Regions from separate parts of the Homo sapiens genome. Here all the other regions are linked to region 3. A link is a contact called in ENCODE Hi-C or POLR2A ChIA-PET data. All regions are on one chromosome and are shown on one strand. The core of a region is the stretch at or near the end of the contact, and the rest is flanking DNA. Distances in the headings are between cores, read along the strand shown. Region 1 overlaps PDGFC (platelet derived growth factor C). Region 2 overlaps PDGFC (platelet derived growth factor C). Region 3 overlaps PDGFC (platelet derived growth factor C).

Evidence for each region. A loop is a pair of places that touch in the nucleus more often than their neighbours do. ChIA-PET counts read pairs that join two places held with the same protein, here RNA polymerase II (POLR2A). Pooled maps may share reads with other maps.
Region 1: a map of MCF 10A shows a loop between it and region 3 (4-fold over the local background). The contact joins two enhancer-like sites. A Hi-C loop is called at or near these places in 2 of 168 maps with a recorded cell type or tissue (MCF 10A and psoas muscle) and 1 of 50 pooled maps. POLR2A ChIA-PET finds 5 or more read pairs at or near these places in 4 of 52 experiments (H1, IMR-90, activated CD4-positive, alpha-beta T cell and 1 more).
Region 2: a loop to region 3 is called in a map of prostate gland, with 2.1 times the contacts of the local background. The contact joins two enhancer-like sites. A Hi-C loop is called at or near these places in 5 of 168 maps with a recorded cell type or tissue (MCF 10A, ascending aorta, mammary epithelial cell and 2 more) and 4 of 50 pooled maps. POLR2A ChIA-PET finds 5 or more read pairs at or near these places in 4 of 52 experiments (MCF 10A, T-cell, activated B cell and 1 more).

What each region holds. Positions count from the first base shown.
Region 1 is chr4:156,887,225-156,890,901 of GRCh38, forward strand. All of the region lies in intron 1 of PDGFC (platelet derived growth factor C), which reads right to left. Among named protein-coding and RNA genes, the nearest start is that of PDGFC, 83 kb to the right of the region's middle. Within about 2 kb of position 1,692, at least 2 of the 41 ENCODE cell types and tissues checked have a DNase peak (open chromatin) inside an H3K27ac peak, as active enhancers do.
Region 2 is chr4:156,777,556-156,781,257 of GRCh38, forward strand. All of the region lies in intron 3 of PDGFC (platelet derived growth factor C), which reads right to left. Among named protein-coding and RNA genes, the nearest start is that of LINC02272, 140 kb to the left of the region's middle. Within about 2 kb of position 2,401, at least 5 of the 41 ENCODE cell types and tissues checked have a DNase peak (open chromatin) inside an H3K27ac peak, as active enhancers do.
Region 3 is chr4:156,827,617-156,831,494 of GRCh38, forward strand. All of the region lies in intron 2 of PDGFC (platelet derived growth factor C), which reads right to left. Among named protein-coding and RNA genes, the nearest start is that of PDGFC, 140 kb to the right of the region's middle. Within about 2 kb of position 1,800, at least 4 of the 41 ENCODE cell types and tissues checked have a DNase peak (open chromatin) inside an H3K27ac peak, as active enhancers do.

The DNA of each region.
Region 1 (3,677 bases), core at 442-2,941, 60 kb after region 3:
TGATTTACATTAACAAATAATTTATAATAATTATCTACATAGATTATTTAAATTCTGTTAACTTGATAAGGAGACTTCCTTTATCTCTGCTGTTTAGTAACAAGGCAGAAAATATACAAAGCTGCTCATTTTAATGTCATCATGCCATTTTCATTTGTAATTTTACATATTTTTGGGGAGTAAGAACTGGTTATGCATGTTTTCATTAAATATGAAAATTAAGAGTCTACCTGAGGTCATATATTTTAACTTTTTCTTAGTAATTGTTTAAGTGACAATGTCACAAAAGTAATCGTATCATTCCAAAAAAGAAATCAATCATTAGCAAAGAAAATGTAGGAGTCCAGGTTGATTGATACCAGGAGAAGAATAATGTATACATTTTTATTCAATATTAAACTAGTAGGAAAAAATAGAAAATTGAAACTTATTCCGTGAATAGTTCAAAAAGCTTTCTAATAGATATCTCCCTTACAAATAATCCACTTTTAAAAAATATTTTATTGTCTTCTGGGTGTAGTGCCACAGGCCTATAACCCCTCACTTTGGGAGGCTGAGGTGGGCCGAACACTTGAGCTCAAGAGTGCAACATGGCGAAAATCTGTCTCTGTGAAAATCTGCAAAAAATACTAGCCAGGAGTGGTGGCATGTGCCTGCAGTCCCAGGTACTTGGGAGGCTGAGGTGGGAGAATCGCTTGAGCCCAGGAGGTTGAGGCTGCAGTGAGCTGAGATCCTGCCACTGCACTCCAGCCTGGGCAACAGAGTGAAACCCCGTCTTAAAAAAAAAAAAAAAAAAGATTGATAAATATAATTCAAACATGGTTATAATGGGCTGTGTACTACAGTTCAAACAGGTCTAAAACATTACAATAAATTTAAATTTATGACAATTACGGAGGTACCCATGGAGAGGTGTCTTGTCAACCGTAGTACTTGTTTTTACAACTGGAGAGTTAAGTAATAAAGATGCAGCCTTGCCCTATTGCTCCAGTTATAAGTTCATGTTTTCTTTATGCACTTATCAGAAACATCATACTCACCCTGGTATTTAGAGAACAATATAAATAAAAACAAAACTTCATATTATGGTGTCATTTAGAGTTACAATTAGCCAACTGGCCACTATACAATGTTCAATAATCAACTTTGTGCACATATTTATACCATCTGAGCAATTACAATTTAATTTAGTTTGATGAAACCATAAGGAAACAAGACCTTTTCTGATTATAAATTCAGACATAAAATTAAATTGGAGATCAAAATATTCTGTAAAGAACATCCCCATCACAGGATGTTTCTTTCTTACTCTATTATCAAGAAATCTTTCTTGAGAAATCTCTCAGTTTAAAAAAGTCAACTAACTGTGTTACTGGTTTCTTTTACCTGTTGCTTTGATTTCCTCTCAAAACACTCAACCTTGCTTAATCTTTGTGTTTTTCTAAAATTCACATCACTTTTTTCTTAGTCTTTCATTTTTTCTCCAATGTCCCTGCCCCTACCCAAACAATCTTGTATATTTACTACTGGTAATTTTTGCATTTTTTACCAATTGGTGTGCAAACCTTCAGTAATTCTCTACACTAAACATTCATAATATGGTGGAGCAGGAAAGGGCACACACAACTCTCACATAATTAGAGAGATTGCTCACCCAAGAAAAACATGCCTATTATTTCAAGTTTCTCAAGATCTGTTAAGAGCTTTGAGTTACTCACTCTTTTGAGGTATTCTAATGTTGTGTAATGATTCATGGTTTGTAACAATTTCTTTGTGAATTGCCCTCAGAATTCTGAGACAACAAACACGTCGTGTGTCTACTACCACGTGCTGAAGAATTCAGACACCATTATTCTGGATGATTACAAATCTCTCATTTTTCACTCAAAGCTATTATCTTCAAAAACCTAGTTTTCTTGCCCAGACAGAGGCCTACCTTCTTCTCAGCCATGATTTCTTAACACTATGCACATTATTATTTTTTTCTCATGTTTTCTTCTACTCAAATACCCAGTGGTGATTACAAAATCTCACATACAGGTCTGATATTTTCCCTGAACATTATACCTTTCTATTAATACCAACTTAATTCATATCACATTTTATACTTTCTAGGATACATACAAAAATAAGATGTCACGTAATCTTCATATTAATAATTTCCCAAGGTTAATGAAAAAGAACAGAAATTATTGCCATGACACATGCAGGAAAACTTTGAATTAGTACAGTTAAAATATTTGGCCAAGAATTAAAACTGGGATTCCAATTTGGGTCACCTTCAAGGTTAGTGCTCTTAATTGCCATACTGCGTTTCTTAACATTCTTCATGTCTATGATGACAATACTGTAAGTAGGAGTTCACATACAAAACTTGAACCTTTTTGTCATGGGTATTAAGCTCTTAGATCAACAGAACTCCACTCCACACAATTCTACAAAGTGTAATGGAACAGTTTAATACAGCAAACTCCAAAACTAAAAGGAGATCTGAAGCTAACAGGCATTGTTTTGGTTTTGGTTTTTTTTCTAATCTTGTCGGTTGCCCAATCTCCAACAGCAGCCAACTGGTTTCCTCCATGAATGGAATCTAGTGCATGTTACGTCTAAATGGTAACCCTGCAAGTCTTATTTGTAAAAGTTTAGTCATAGCTAAAGCTGCATGCATAGTGAATAAAAAAATGTTGAATGGTCCAAGTGTTGGTTTATTGGGGGGAAAGCTATGTGGTAACTTATTTGATTGACTCATTGACGATTATTTTTTAACTCTTTTACTTATTTATAAGTAAGCAGCTCCTCTGAGTTAATACATGCTATCATCCAGGTTAATATGTATTAAATATCTACACCTTGTTAGTTCATGAGGTTACAGAAAGGGAGGGCACTGGTCTGGAACCTACATGTGTCAAGTGAGGTGACTGTATCATATGGGAAGGGGGTATAAACTTGAAGCAGTAATCCATGGAGTGGCATAGAAAAGCAGCCAGGGATGTAATCAGAAAGGAAGAGATGCCTGAGCATTCATCCAGAAAGTGGCAAGCAGAATGGCAGGGATTTGTCCACTGCAAAAAAACAGCATGTTCCTTCTTTAGCTTTGAGGTCTTGTGAGTCTGAAAATGAGGATCCGCCCCCTGCACCCATCATTCCAGCTGAGTCAAATTACTGTGTACCTCCTCATGCCAGGCTATGCTGCTTCAGCACTTGGCACGCGCTGCCGTCTCTGTTTCGAATGCCCTTTCCCACCTAACTCATTCCTCCCACCCTTCCATACTTAGACAAGTCTGAGCTTTTCTGACCAGTCTTTCCTGAACAGTCCTCCATCCCATCATCACCTTAACTACTGAGAGTGAAAGCTTCTTCCTACCCAGGCTACCGGGGTTCATGCACCCTCTTTGGTTGGTTTACTTATCTGTCACTAAACTGAGATCTCTTTAAAGCAGGAACAAGATCTCTTTTTACCTAACTCATAACACAGGGTAAACAGACAACAAATGTGCTGACTAAAATGCTAATATAAAAAATCCCTTAGTGAAATGTGCAATGTTACATGTGAATATTGGTAAGGCAACATAATAGCAAATATAAATTTAAAGAATATCTTTTAAAAAGGTAACATTCCCTAAGAGTATTATTTCAAAGTTTAAATTTTTCTGTAGGTAACCATGTATGTATCCATT
Region 2 (3,702 bases), core at 1,151-3,650, 49 kb before region 3:
AAGTATAGGAGAGAGGTGTCAGAAGAAACCAAACCTACTGACACCCTGATCTCAATTTCTAGCAACCAAAATTTTGAGAAAACAAGTTTCCATTGTTTAAGGCACCACTGTTTAAGTCTGTGGTATTTTGTTAAGGCAGCCCTAGAATGCTAATACATGCCATCAACTTCTCCACTTAACTATTATAGGAGCAAACAAAGGATAATATTACACCATGTCTGTTCAATCATTCAACAAGCATTTATTTAAAAACCTGTAAGGGCTCACACAGGTGCAGTGGCTCACACCTGTAATCCCAGCACTTCCCGAAGCCAAGGCGGGTGGATCACTTGAGGTTTAGAAGTTCAAGACCAGCCTGGCCAACATAGTGAAACCCCATCTCTACTAAAAATACAAAAAATTAGCCAGGCATGTTGGCCACGCTTATAATCCCAGCTACTTGGGAGGCTGAGGGACAAGAATCACTTGAACCCAGGAGGCGGAGGTTGCAATGAGCCAAGACTGGGCCATGGCACTCCAGCCTGGGTGATAAAGTGAGACTCTGCCTCAAAAAATAAAAAATAAAAAAATAAAAAATAAGGCAAATGAACAAAAGTAAAAACCTGTGAGGTGAGCACTATTAACAAAACAAGAGAAAATGCTTGCCTTTGTGAGAAGCCAAGTATACTGCATCATAGAAGAGAGTTTTCTCTTGCCAAAACGAGAATCTGCTATTATGAATCACACAAGTAACCAAACAAGTATCACACAAATCCTGGTGAATGTGGACCAGAAAAAAAGTGAACTTAGTATGTAAGAATTACTGAAAAACAAATATATTTCTATTTTTATTAATGAAAAATAACTGGCAGCCCAGGAGTTCAGACAAAATCATAGCCATAGGAACAAGCTCAAGACAGCAAGTTTGGCTGCAAAAGTTAAGTTTTCTTATTGACTTTTCCACTGTTCTTTTCAAAAATCAGTGTTTTACTGTTTTGTATTTTATTATGGCTACCTTAAATATTTTCTGCACTTGTTAACATCTTTCCCCTTTTTTAGAAAAAAGAAAAGCTGACTTCCTGTTTGGAATAGTACTATCTGAACTACTTATAATTTCACAATCAGTCATTACTTACCTCTAAAAAACCATAGCTTGTCATTTTATTAGGATTTTTGTGGCCAGTGCAATTTTAAAAACACACTTAAAATGAATCTTCCTTGGACAAATACACACATATAAATGTTTACCTTGAGTAGCATAGCAACTGTTGCAAAACTATTAGGGCCTACAAAGATTTATGTTGCAACTTTCCCAGTCAACTGCATATAGTACACTTCAAACTGATAAAGTTTTCAATTCATTCATACCTAACAAAAGGTTAGGAATGCAGATTAGGTTTTATTGTCGGAGTTAAAAATAAAACAATATTATAAAATGATCAGGTGTTTAAGAGAAGACAATAAATGTCCAGCCTTGGGTAACATCACTTCTTAAAGGTGTCTCCAATCTCATTTATGTAATGTCAAACTGATATATTGTACAGAGGTCTTACTTTTAAAGAGCCTAAGCAGCAGACAGGGCATGCAGACACAAATGCCTGCCAGGAACAACTCACGGGAGGTTCTGTAAAGACACAAGAATGTCCTGAAACAATTCATTTAAACACGCTTCTTTGCCTTTCCCTATGTTCTTATCCGAATTCATTCAAAAAGTTATCTGGGTCATGTTTTTAAATTATTTTTAAGCCGGCAATGAAAAGCAAATGCTTGCATTCCTACTCAAGAACAGATGTTTTAATATGGTGTGAGTAATGCAGATTATATATTTAAGTGAGAAATCCTAGGGAAGGTGGCCAATTATATTCACATCAAGGCTTAAAATTGAGGGGTTCTTATTCAAAGAGCATGACAATTGAATAAAACTTGACATATCTATATAACCCATCACAGCAACAGTCCAGTATGAAAAGCGTATGAGCCAGCATTTAAAAGCAATACATTTTAAGGCTCAAACCTGCAACTGGCCTTCAAAGGCCATGAGTTTCATGGTTTCAGAAAAACCCCGGAGAGCAGAAGTCTTCCTGAGAAGAATGGATATATGAAAAAAGAGATGGCTAATTTTGCCCAAAGTGTTGTCTTAAATAAAAGTAATGTTTATTTACTAAGTAGACCTTCTTACCAACTTGATAGATGAAACAACTGCTACGGACTCACTTTTCCCGTCATCATGAAACTGGAGAACCATTACTATCTAACCAGATTTACAAACTAAAACACTGTTACTCTCAACACCTTCTCACCTAAAGCACTGGTGGTCTACAAACTAAAGAAAAAAATTCACCCTAGTGCAAGCACTTTAGATTTGAAGGTCTCCACAGAAGTCAACTCCACCACAGAGCAGGCTCATTGTTGGCTGGTGAGTCAGAGTCAATACACAGTTTCCCACTTCCTAGGTCAAACTGCGGGTTATAAGTAATAATCAATGTGGAAAACTAGAATTCCATGGGATGACTAAATAACATAGTACTAAGAATGCTTTCCACAATGGCATCTGTGGGAAGCCAAAATTAAGGTTTTTTTTTTTTTTTTTTTTTACTAAAATTTGAAAAACAATTCCTCTGAATAAACAATGTGACAGGCCTTAAAAGCTAAAATAACGTCTATCAGTGGCAAGTGTTTGACAACAAAGTATCGCAGGAATTTTTTTCCTAATCTTATATTGAATACTTGTGGATTTGCTTTGTTATAATACTCAAGATAACGCCTAACAGTGATGAACTTCCAATGAAAGAAAATGTAAACTAAGAACTATTGGAAGAAAAACACACCTTCACTGCAAAACATGAAAGAATATATACCTCAAACCCAAAATCTTTGAAGACACTTTCTTACAGAAATTTATCCTACAGTACAATATTTATTCAATGTATCACTCAACCACCATTAAGGGAAATCGTGGAATGTTTTGTGGAAATCTAGCTCAGGAATAGTGGCTATATTGGTAGACATTGTCAATTATATGTTCAATAAGTTAAATAGTTGGATAATACACTCAACTTCATTCTAGCTTTGTATGTGCCTTGAGTGGAAGGCCTTACTTTGGAGTAAGAAATAAGGGTACAGAGTTATTTACTTTAAAATGTCTTGACAGTATAAAAAGAGTGTTAAGTAGCTGAAACTGAGAGGGCAACAGAAAAATCCCCCAGTGAACTGCTTTGAGGGGAAAAATGAGCTAATTCAGGGGAAGCCATTAGAATGTATGCAAAGGTCAGCAATGACCCCCCCACATGGCTGAATCCAATGGTCTGTTTTTTCAGTCTTACTAACTGACCAATCAGTGTGTGAAAGTGGCTTTTCACACACTGTGCTCTGCAGATTTTCTTTTACCTAACAAGATGCTTCTCCTTAGCTCTGAGTGCTGGTTCCTCCTTATCACCTTCTTTTTACATGCTGGAGTGTCCCAAGGATCTCTGCTTGGACCTTTTCTAGTTTCTGTCTACATGCTTCCCCTTGGTGATCTTCTATAGTTTCAAAGCATTGCATATCATTTATACGCGGACTACCAGAAAATTCCTATTTCTTATCAACACATTATTACCATTTCAGTAAATGCCAATTCCGTAATTTGCAGTCGTACTTTGCTCCTCTCTTTTCTGTGCTACACTCCATATCCCACATCAAGTTATCTTGGCTCAATCTTCATACTATGTCTGGAATCTGACC
Region 3 (3,878 bases), core at 550-3,049:
AGTTTTTTTTTTCTTGTTTAAGAACAAAATCACATTTAGTTAGATGTGTGCTGTTATGTCAAAAAATATGCAGCTTAGACTACATGCTTACGCAATACCCACATACGTACATACATACACACACATACCCATTACTACATTTGCCAGAAAATTTTATTATTTTCCAAGGTCAATACAGCACTGTTATCACCAAAGACAATAATTTTCTACAAGTAATATCCAATCCATGGCAACCAACTATAAACACCAGTATATGATGAGGTCCTCAAAGATTTGCTATTAGGAAATAAGAAAACACACATGTACACATGGGAGTGTTAAGAGGCAAAGCAAATGCGTGAAACAGTGGAGTCCTGGACTTTGCAAGGCCTCTCCTCCGAACATGCAGGCCAAAGATCAGGAGAAGCTCTCGTCCCATTGAGGCAAATGAAGCTACTTCCGCCGGAAATGTTATATAATATAATACCTCTTTCTCACTCTGTCACTTTCACAAAACTCTTCCAAAGTGCTGACGGGTGAGGGAGCACTCTGGCTCTGGAGATCTCTGACTACTGCAGACCACAAGTGCCTTCTAACAGCACAAAATCCTTTTTCTTATACATTTTGCAGCGCAAATCACACTTTAAAAGGTCACCGTTTAGAACACAAAAGCACACTTTGGGATACACCTGACACATGCCCCATCTCACTCTTCTGATACAGATTATGTCCTTTACTTCTTAACAGATACAGAGCCAATCAGAACAGTTTCAAGAAGTAATGACAGATGAGATCCGGCATCAAGACCGTGCTTAATAAGTGGCAGAGGTTTTAATTATCTAATGAAAACTCCATTAGTGTTCCAGATTTCTAGGAAAGAAATTTACCTCTGTTTTCTAATTTAAGGTACAAGAATGACTCAAAGAGCTATCAGAAATTTTGACTGGTTTTTTGCTTTTTCTCCCTTTTCTTCAGTGACCATTATAAAAATAATGTGTGTATACATATGTATATATGTAATTATGTATATGTGTGTGTATATATATGCATGTATATATAATTGTATTCTGGAAATATAATTAGCATGTGTGTGCTCTTATGGTATATTTAACGTACAGATAGAACAGGTAAAATTCTACTTACATCACTTTCATTTATATATTACTTCCTAAGTAAGCTTGTATATACTTTAAGAATATTCATGACCAATCAATAAAATCAATCACTTGGAATACTGTAAACAACATAAAAATATCCAAAAAAATGCAGACTCCAGAGGCAGAATTAGCTAAAGTGGGTATACACATTTTTTAAAATTAAAGTTTACTTAGCAATTTTAAGAAAATCAATCTTCACTAGAGAATGGGATTCTGTGGAAACTAAACTATTTAATGGAAATTTAGTGAAGTACAGACATTAATATTTTCTGAAACTTCAGATATTGAACAAAAGAAAAATAATTTAACTTCTATTATGAGAAATTTAGAATTTGAGAAATTAGAAATAGAAGTAATCTTATTCCTATCACATGTTAAAAGTAGGAAAACAACTTTCTAACTCTTATGATCTACTAAGATCATCACTCTTATTTCCAATGCCAAGGGGTTTATGGAATATACAGGATTATATTTTTCACAGAAATGGATTGTTGAACGAGGAATTAAGAAGAAAGACAGACTGCCATTTCTCAAGAAGCAAAACAAAACAAATATCTTCACATAAAGGGAAGCAGCATTTCAGATTGTTAGGTGATTTCATCATTGTAATAAGTCCTGCTAAGGCTATTACTTCATATTTTGTAGCATGAAAAGGGAAATAAGAAATTCTAGGCCGAGTGCCCACTTGGCTAAATCTACCATCCTGGGCAATATCCCTAGGCAGAGATTTTTTGGCCCTAGGTTTATTTTACTTTCTTTTTCTCACTTTAAAATTTTCCTCTTGCTCTCTATTTATTTATTGCTTTATCCTGTTAAAATTACCCCTTCAAAGTGCTTTAATATCTAGGATTCCTACCATATCCTTTGATAGTCTCTTGTGTCACCAGAAAATTTGGCAGTTTTTGACAGTTTCAATTATATCACTCACTTCATTTCCTCTTTTGTTACAGATGTTATTTCTTAGATTTTTCTCTCCTTGACAGAAGAGGTAGGATAGCTTTTAAATAAAAGCTATTATTATCTCGTGAGTTATATTCATATATTCAGAATTTTTATCTACCCATTTATTTCACTGAGCCTCAATATCCCTCTCTGCAAACACCAAGGATCAATCGTGCATCACTTCTCAATTTTATTAATCTTATAGACAACAAAAATAAAAATTAAGTACAAGAGTCTCAAACCACTTGGTAGTGTGAGAACCTTCCCACTAGTACTACTTCACTAATTTAATAGAACCAAATAGAAACAGGGCCCATTACTTCAAAAATGTATCTGAAAAGCTGTGTTAATTGTTACACATATAAGCAAAACTGAGGTCCAACAATTGGCCATTTGTAGCAATTTACTTACTCTGATTTCAATTACTAAGTTGAAAAATTATAAGTATTTTTATATAAAGTAGAATTAAAATATGAAAAGTACATATTTAAGTGTCTTAAAATATACAGCAAATACAATTCTAAAAATAAGCTCTTTGAAGACAGGAATTGCATTAAAAAAAAAAAAAACTTCATGTCCTCAGACCTTGTCAACTGTGTGACACTATGGCACTAGCATTATACCATTCCATTTGGTTGATATGAGAACTTACGCACCTCAAACTACAAAGGAAAATAAAAGATAAAGCACTGTGCATCCTTTCCCTGCCCCCACCATGACCTTCAGTTCAGAGATCTGATGAAACACAACTTTCCATTCTCCATGTGGACCTACAGGCAACTGAGTAATTGTGGGCTACTTAGGGCTTTAGTCATTTTGGTCATTTAGTCACTTGTGGACCTCAACCTGGGCGAGACAGTATATTTCACCAGATGGCAAATATGATCACATTTTTTGGTACAGCAACTCCAGCAATAATAGTCCTGTCATAGGTCAAGAACGTACTTTATATCACCAAGTTATGACTAATGGGTTCCAAGCACATACGGTGGTACATTTCATTGGATATTCTTAAAAACTATCTAATGGTGGCTTTCAAAATATCGAGCATGCAATTCTTTAAAACAAAAGATTCCATGCTCAATATTGAAAAATGTGATCAATTAAGTTATTTACTACCAATACTATAACTTTCTCCACTTCACTTGGCCCACTTCCACTTCTCCTTCAGATTTCAGCTAAATATTACTCCTCAGAGATGCCTTCTGTGAGTCCTATAGGCAGAGATTGCAATGTCTTTGCAGCATGGTCCCTACCACACCCATGACTATTTAGAATTATATTTTTTGTATGCCTATCCCTTTACTATTCAATGCTTTCCAGAGGCCAGGGGCCCATCTAATAATCTTTGTATCCCCAATATTTAGCATGGTATTTCCTCCATACATAGAGAGGACTATATGACTGTTGAGTGATGGATGGATAGACAGAGGAGTGAATTCGCACATACATAATAGAGTAACATACATGTTCATACACAAATATGCACAGAGTAGGCAATCGACTAGTCAAAATTACACTTGTGCTGTTGAAATATCCCCATATAACCAATATTTGTACTCTTGAACATTTTTTTCTCTAATTGTGGTTATTCACATTAAATATAAGTATACCTAATTTTCTAAAAATTTAGCTGGGTGCAGTGGTACATGCTGGTATTCCTAGCTAGTTGGGTGGCTGAGGCAGGAGGATCCCTTGAGCCCAAGAGTTTGAGGCCAGCCTAGACAACATAATGAGACCCTGTCTTTTTTTTTTTTTTTTTTTTTTGAGATGGAGCCTTGCTCTATCGCGCAGGCTGGA